Linked DNA regions of Homo sapiens: region 2 is linked to region 1. Evidence: chromatin contacts called from ENCODE Hi-C or POLR2A ChIA-PET data. All regions are on one chromosome and are shown on one strand. The core of a region is the stretch at or near the end of the contact, and the rest is flanking DNA. Distances in the headings are between cores, read along the strand shown.

What was found. Hi-C counts contacts between places; a loop is a spot of excess contacts on that map. ChIA-PET counts read pairs that join two places held with the same protein, here RNA polymerase II (POLR2A). Pooled maps may share reads with other maps.
Region 2: a map of PC-9 shows a loop between it and region 1 (12-fold over the local background). The contact joins two enhancer-like sites. A Hi-C loop is called at or near these places in 2 of 168 maps with a recorded cell type or tissue (PC-3 and PC-9) and 2 of 50 pooled maps. POLR2A ChIA-PET finds 5 or more read pairs at or near these places in 3 of 52 experiments (OCI-LY7, PC-9 and WTC11).

The regions. Positions count from the first base shown.
Region 1 is chr3:54,889,618-54,893,785 of GRCh38, forward strand. It overlaps CACNA2D3 (calcium voltage-gated channel auxiliary subunit alpha2delta 3), which reads left to right. Exons shown (of 38, transcript NM_018398.3): 25 at 1,738-1,833. The region is part of intron 3 of CACNA2D3-AS1 (CACNA2D3 antisense RNA 1); the gene reads right to left. Among named protein-coding and RNA genes, the nearest start is that of CACNA2D3-AS1, 9.6 kb to the right of the region's middle. Within about 2 kb of position 2,099, at least 19 of the 41 ENCODE cell types and tissues checked have a DNase peak (open chromatin) inside an H3K27ac peak, as active enhancers do; they include PC-3, where a contact is called at or near this core.
Region 2 is chr3:55,414,292-55,418,459 of GRCh38, forward strand. No RefSeq gene overlaps it. Among named protein-coding and RNA genes, the nearest start is that of WNT5A, 71 kb to the right of the region's middle. Within about 2 kb of position 2,145, at least 3 of the 41 ENCODE cell types and tissues checked have a DNase peak (open chromatin) inside an H3K27ac peak, as active enhancers do; they include PC-3, where a contact is called at or near this core.

The DNA of each region.
Region 1 (4,168 bases), core at 849-3,348:
CTAGACATCGTGAGCTGAAAATGACTGAAAGTCTCCCAAATGGAGATGTCAGGTAGGCTGTTTAGTATGCAAATCTGGAGCCCCAGAGAGACTGCCATTTTCATTATTAGGGGTGTCTTTGAACTGCTTGCCTTCATGGCATGGATCTTATTTCCTGGGAAGCTGGCAACGAATTGAGCCTTTCCTGGGGTTTCTTTCTCTAGTAAACCTTGTAGTGTTTCTTTTCGGCTCTCATGAAACTCAAAATCTTGAGCAAAGGTTGCTGATTCATTCCTAACACATACTAAAGATTTCCAAAATGGTAACTTGCTTTGTAGTCCACCATCTGTAACTGATTGGACAGCCTGGCTTTCCAATTTGGTGTAGGCTACAAGCAGAAATGCATTGTTTTGGTTTTTATTCAGCCCTTAAATACTTAAAGGTAGCATCCACCATTTTGACTTTCATCAAAGATCAAGTAACCAAATGACCTTACTTTGAAGATAACGTGGAGAATACTTTGGATCAAATTACTAGTAGCATTTAGGACAGAGAAACAAGCTCAAGAATTGGTGTTCTCTTCATACATTTATTGTAGGATAAAATTATGTGTTTGTGGACCAGGCATGGTGGCTCACACCTGTAATCCCAGCACTTTGGGAGGCCGAGGTGGGCAGATCACAATGGCAGGAGATCGAGACCATCCTGGCTAACACAGTGAAACGCTGTCTCTACTAAAAATACAAAAAATAAGCCAGGCGTGGTGGTAGGCGCCTGTAGTCCCAGCTACTCGGGGGGCTGAGGCAGGAGAACGGCATGAACCCGGGAGGCGGAGCTTGCAGTGAGCCGAGATAGCGCCATTGCACTCCAGCCTGGGTGACAGAGCCAGACTCCGTCTCAAAAAAAAAAAAAAAAAAAGAAAAAGAAAGAAAAAAAATATTATGTGTTTGTGAAGAAAGGCCATTTGCTTTTTGCATAGGAGAAATATACCTTGCAAATCTCCTAAAGAACACGCTCAAGCATATAGAATTTGCCTTGGAAGTTGAAACAAAATGATATTTAGTGAATTTTTACATTAGTTTTCCTTGCCAAGGCCGTTCTTAGAGTTCCTATGTGTAGCCTCCTACAGAGCTATTGGAAGAAGCCATTTCTTTACACATCTCTTTGGGGTTGGTGGTGAGAATAAGGCCTGTGGTCTGGTAGAAGTGATAAGCTGGGGCCCCCACAACTGTGTGGATGTCAAAACCAATTCCAACTACGTGGAATTCCAGGCTGTGGGATGCTGCAAACTTGGTTCCATGGCTCAGCTGCTTTAATGGCAGATTCCACAAATGATCTCAAGACCAAGAATAAACTTGGTAGCTTTAATGCAAAAAGCGAGTCCTAAGCCCTAACTGGCTAGTCCTTCCCATTCTTAGCCTGATCTCTTTGAACTTGCACCCAGAACCTTGAAATAAAGATGTGTGTATGGTTGGAAGTAGATTTTTTTCACATGCTGCTTTTGTTGGCAGGAAGTTCTTCATTTTTCCTGCAAGTATTACTTTGAAAACTTTTGTAAGGGATACAAGTTGGCAATCTGTGCTCGTGTGTGTGTGTGTGTGTGTGTGTGTGTGTGTGTGTGTGTGTTTCTGTATCTTCTTTTAAAGTTTAAGTTTCAAAACTGCTATTTGGTAAAAACATTCTGTGAGTCTTAAAATGCAATGTATTATCTGCTTACTGTCTAGAGGCCTCCCCCTGACGTCTGTTGTTCTGTTTCAGAAATTCTGACAAGGGCGTGGAGGTTGCCTTCCTCGGCACTCGCACGGGCCTCTCCAGAATCAACCTGTTTGTCGGGGCTGAGCAGCTCACCAATCAGTAAGTAGGAGGGATCCTCTACAGGGGCCCAGGGAGCTTCTGAAATGGAACATTCAAAGGGAAGCTTATTTCATTTCTTGATTCCACTACTGGTAGAAACATAATTTAGGCCACCCCAGGCCTATTGAGATTTTTCCTCTCTGTTCTACCATGCGGGCCCCAGCATGTGCTTTCACCTGCCTGTTAGCCCTTCCACCACCCTTTGTTCCTCAGGCTTGTTGGCTTCTGTCCACTGTCCTGGAGTCCTCTCCCGCCCTGATGAGTCATTTCAGAACTCTGGGAGGTGGTGCGGCTGCTGGGGGAGCCGCCAGAGGGAGGAAACACTCATCTCGTAACAAATGGCTTCAGGGTGTTCAGCTGTTCTGCAGCTATGCTGAGGAATTCCTGCCTGTACAAAAGTCACTGTTCCAAGTCCTGTTTGTTTACATTTTACTAATAAACCTCTGCCTCTGTGCTTAGCCTGAGGGGCTGCAGAGCTCCACACCCAGGAGTGGGCCCTCTGGGGATGCTGGGGTTTGACAGTGTCTCCTTGGACTTCCAAAGAGACGTGGATAGATGGTGGGCAGAGAGTTTCCAGGTCTAGTACCCAGATGCTAAGCCCCTGCATCTTCAGAGAACCACGGGCCCTTAACTCATCAAACTGGTGTTTCACCAGGGCTAGTAGGTAGACTGTGAAGTCTTTTCTGAGTCTGTTAATAAGTTTTTTCTATTTCTTTTCTCTGAAGCAAGAGCGATTGTTAAGACATGGACAAATGGGTCCCAAGATTCAGAAAGTTAGAGAGTGGTTTGCAAGTGTGTGTGTGTGAGTTCAGAGGTTACCACAGAACATTATACCCCCAACCTTCAGGGTACCTGGAGGTGAATAACCAAGCCACAGAGTAGCTGCCAATTTGAGAGGGATTGGCTCATCAGGGGTCCAAGGAGGCGGTGCTTCCTTGGAGCTTGACAGTGCTGTTTGCCTCTGCTAGGTGAGGCCCTGACACCCACCATATAACCTTACAAAACCAAGTCTGGTAAATGACAGATCAATCAATGTTTAGGTATTTTAAGAGATTGGCTTTGAATTCTGTTCCAGGACTTTGACCTTCTTGATACTCACATTTATCATCTATGAAGTTTGATTATAGTTGCAACTTGATTTTTAACGACTTTTTTAAGCGTTTTTCCCCCAGACAATTGTTTTTCCAGAGGGCGAGTTCCTGGGAAGGACTAGAGGTGCTGAGATACACATTGCCTTCTCCTGTTAGGATCCAGATAGGCAAGGGGAGACAAGGGAATTCATTTTCTAATACTCATTGAGAAAGTCTGCTGCTGGCATTGAGACTGAAACAAGCAAAGCTGCAAAACAGTAACAATAAAACATGACACCTTGCTGGTCTGATAACTGTGTTATTGTGATGGATTTAAAAGACAAAGGACCACAGTAAGGATGCTGGGAGGTGTACCTGGCTTATCTCACTTGGGTATCTTCATTCTGTCCTCCTGAAAAGTGAGAGCGATGATCTCTTTTGGTTACTGTGAAGATCAAAAAAAATTATGGATGAGCTGGGCACAGTGACTCATGCCTGTAATCCCAGAACTTTGGGAGGCCAAGGCAGGCAGATCACTTGAGGTCAGGAGTTTGAGACCAGCCTGGTCAACATGGTGAAACCCTGTCTTTACTAAAAATACAAAAATTAGCCGGGCATGGTGGCACACACCTGTAATCCCAGCTACTCAGGAGGCTGAGGTAGGAGAATCACTTGAACCCGGGAGGTGAAGGCTGTAGTGAGCTGAGATTGTGTCACTGCACTCCAGCCTGGGCAACAGAGTGAGACTCTGTCTCAAAAAAACTCTTTTTTTTTTTATGGATGGAAAATTTCTTTGGGAAGCTAAAAATTCCTACAACTGTGTGTTCTATTCTTTGTGGCATTACGTGACCCACAGAGTGGGTACTCATTGACAATTTGAATGGATGAAATCTGTCTTCAAGAAACTCCTGTCATTGCTTCATATAGAGGCACCTTGACATCTATTGTCTTAGGGTCTTACCTGCCTATCCCCTCCCATCAAATGGTATTTGTCAAGATCCAGCTATTTGGATACACTCTCTAAGCCAGGCTTAGAAAGTTTTTAGCATTTCTGACTTTTGGTTTAGTTTTTGCTTTTGACTAGGGCATGAAAGGCAGAGCTTTAAGTATTGGGCAGAGAACTTGATAATATAAAGTTGCTACCCTGCAATTATCTCATACTATCATCAGTCTCCTACACTGAGATTTCATCCCATACCCCCGCCACCTGCATTTGGAAGTAGGTCGATTATACTGAAACTTGGCCGTCACCCCCAATAGTTATA
Region 2 (4,168 bases), core at 895-3,394, 520 kb after region 1:
ATCCCAGGACACAAAAATAGTGACAAGATCCCACATCCTTAGAGAGTAGCAGGGACATGGCCAGTAGCTAAAGGAGAGAGAACTGCATGTAAAAGGAACTTGCAAATGGTAAGAGGAGATGACTTAGCAGCAAGCGCTGAGGACCCAGGACTTATGAACAGATGAGATGAGGGACAGATACCAGCATGCCAGCAGAAGGATGATAATTAAAGACCAGAGGATAGGTGGTAGCACTGGGACATGATCAAGAAAGGACCCCATGGCACTACCCATGCCTTCGCCCTCTGCTGCCTTCCAGAATTTGGCACAGCTCCCAGGGGAGAAGCTGATGATGTGTTGTTGCCACAAGGCAAAAATGGCTTGATTCAGAAACTGATCACGGTTGATAGTTGTTTATAGCCAATGTCTTACATACCTGGGTTTGAGTAGTGAGATTCCTAACAAAAAAAAAAAAGTAGCTCCAAAAAAAAAAAAAAAAAAAAAAAAAGGCAATTATCTGGGATGAGATCTAGCCCTCCTACTAACTAGCTGTGTGTCTTTAATAAACTGACCCTATTGAGCCCTAGCTTCCTGATGTGTCAAAGAAGGAACTGTTCAGATAATGGATGGAAAATAGGTTTCTTCTTTAGAAGCCACATTTGATAAATCAGCAGCTGTTAACTCAAGCATCGGATTGAAGACGGCTCTGAGTTTGCCTTTGGGTTCTTCAAGAAAGGATGCCACCATTGATTACTGCTTCCCAGGGGTACCAAGAGAAGGGGAAGGAATGGTGGCAGACACAACATGTTTTTCCTGCTTGTGGGTAGCTACATGATCTCTGAGGTCCCCTTTAATTCAGAAAGTCAGCAGTCTTTCAAATGCCTGGCACTCAGGAATCAGCAGACATTTTTCCTGAGAAAAATCTTCACTGAAAGTCCAGCTTGCTGGGTGGAGCCAGTCTTGGCAAAGACTGGGCTCAGATTGGTAAAGATGGCCTAGGGGAGGAGACCAAGCAGACCTGCACACTCACTTCTCCATGTCAAAATCTCACATGAAGTGGAATGAGCACTGAATATCGAGACTACCCCTTCAAAGCCGGGGGTCGCCTGGCTTCTCTGGGCCTAACTATGCTTATAGGACACAGTCCCAGGCAGTGTTGGGAGGACCAACAAAACAGCAAATGCAGAATGCACTCAGCACACAGCAGGCACTCAATAATTGCTCATTTCTCTCCTTCATGCATGGAGGACTGTATTCACCAACAAGATGGCAGTCTATGGGAAAATTCTTTCTCTGTATTTCCCTGTCATGAGGAATGTGACAATTGCCTCGTCCTTGGAATAATTCTGTTTCAGGCTTTCAAAGTACAGAAAGTTTAAAGCAGTATCAAAAAAGAAAGTTGGCCTTGGGCCACCACATAAGACTTCTAGAAAAGCAAATTGCCCGGCGCTGGGCTGCACCAAAGGAATCAGAATCCCTGGGAGTGGGGCCTGGGAAACTGCATGCCACCACAATTCTAATACTCAATAATGCTCAAGGCTACTGGTTCAAAAGGCACTTATGAAAGATCCCTAAAGCCCCAGCCACAAGGCTCATCCCTTCACCTTCTCAAAGAAGGTGACCACCCTGTTTAACACAGCAGCCTTGTTCCACCCAGCCCTCCCTGTCTCCTTCCCTTATTTTAATTTTTTCCCATAATACTTTCCACTCACACTGCCATCCATGCATTTTACTCATTTATCTATTCTTGTCCTCCCCTTCCCTCCCCATCTCCACAAAGGAGAGTCTGGTTGTTTTGTTCATTGCTACCTCCGAGAGCCTAGACTAGTGCCTGGCACACAATGGGCACTTGGTAAATATTCCTAGAGTGGTCTTTGCTGCATCCCATGCTCTCATTTTACCTCAGAGGACCCTAAAAGGGAAGGTCAAAGAGATGAAAAAGATACCAGTTTATGGAGGGTTATGTAATGATATGACTGAAAAAACACTAATCTAGAAATTGTAAATACTAAGTCCCCATGACCTTTCAAGATAAGAAGGAAGCAGATGATTCCCTTGAAGTTCCCTTCAACCTTGGTCATTTTCCCAGCTAAATGGTTAATCTATAGCCTCAGTTTTCAGCTGCTCAGTTCAGCAGGGGTTGAGACATGGCCTAAGTCCAGGACTAGAGGGATGGCTTGAGCTTCCTGTCTGAGTCAGTCAGTCACAGTGGCCTGAGCATCTGCTCTGCCCCCAGCTCCCAGCTCCAGTTCAGGCTGCATTGGTCTGCTCGCTTCCTGGCTGATGCCCTTACCAGCCAAGACCAAGCTGGGCACCACCCTTGCTTGCCTCCAAAAAAAATGAGGGTGTGGTTCTAGGCATCTGGAGATGAGGGGGGAGGCTGCTGTTTAACAAAAGAGACACATCATTATTTTCTTGCACCAGGATCATGTTTCATTTAGCTGACTTGGCTCGACATTTAAACAGCATCCCCCAGGCAAATAATACAATTAAGCAAATGGAGAGGAGATTTAGTAACAATAAATTCCACAGAACTAGTCATTCTTTTGCGTTCAGTTTTAAAAGGAGCTAAGCATTTAGAAGGATCAATCATGCAGAATCTCATGGGTTCAAACATTATATAGAAACTGCTAGGAAAATCTGATGGGAATTTGACATCACACACACACACACTCACACACACACACACACACACACACACTTACTCATGGGTTAGGCCTATAAATTTTATTTTTTTTTTACAACCTAATAATGAAAAGACAATTACAAAAATAGGCTTAGGATGCATACGGAAGAATTTAGGCCAAAATGGAAAATAAACTACAGAAATTAAATCTATTTAAGAGCCAGTCAGGGCGGAAGAAGAGCCGTTAGGAGCAGAGTTATGTGTTAGAGCAGGTAAAGTAATGCATTGGGAACCAAGAGATTTGAATCCAGCTCTACCATGCATATTCGGTGTAACCTTAGGCAAGACAAATAACTTTGTGAGCTTCTATTTCTCTACATGTAAAACAAGTTGTTTGAACCCCACTGTCACCATTTTTTTTTTTACCATCTCCAAGTACCATCTGTATTGCTATTTACTATTTTCCTTTAAGTCAACTTTTCTTTATTTGAACATGGGTACATACTCTGTGTAAGGAAGTGAGTATTTATTACACTATTTGTTGTATTTGCTAGAACTTGTACATCTCATAATGAATATATTTACTTAGAAAGGAAACTACCTCATTAATATAAAAGGAAAGCTGGAATCACTGGTCTTAAAGTAGAAGGTAATGACAAAAATAAGTACAATGGACTCCTGCTTTTATTCATGGCAACTAGTTTGCTTTAGACTAACCCCTTTGCCAAGAACAACTTTAAAAGCTAGATAAAATACATAAAATAGAAAAATAAAAAATGAGAAAACCTCTGATGGAAGACATTCAGGGAATACTAACGCAACTAAGAGCCAAGAGAGAAGTAAAGCACACTGAGATAAATCTAGTGTTTCACAGCACTTTTTCTCTAGGCGTTTGCTGATTTGTAAAACCTCATAGAATCCAGAAGCTCAAAAGTCAAGAGTCTGATGATAACTAAAATTGAGGCTTTAGGTCCACCAAGGGGCGTGAGTTGGGGGAGGCCTGGTATAGACTTCAAACTTCCAGCTGAGATCATGAATGGGCTACACATTAGAAGTGAGGGTGAGGCAGAAGTAGCTCAACTCTTACAAAGATTAAAACCTTATTTTAAGCAAGCTCAAACCAAGATGAAACAAAGTGACCTACCAGTATCAAAACACATAACAGTAGCCAAGTAAATTTAATTTTCTCTGGAAGAAGATAACAGAATCCAGAGCTTCAAATGGGCTCTATAATTTGTCATACATTTGTTCAGCATTTATCAAAAATTACCAAGCATGCCAAGGGACATAACCAAATAACCAAAAACCAAGAAGAAAAAAACCCAGACCCATATGTGATCCAGATATTGGAATTACTAGAGGCAAACTTGAAAATATCCATGATTAATAAGTTTAAGAAAGTAGATGACATGATGGAGAATTTCATGAGAACTGGTATTTTTATAAAACAAGAAATTGAAATTCTAGAAATGAATATGCAATAACTGAAAAATTAGAACTCAACAGTTGGGTTTATGGCAGATTAGACAATGCAGAAAAGAAGATCTGTAAACTGGAATATAG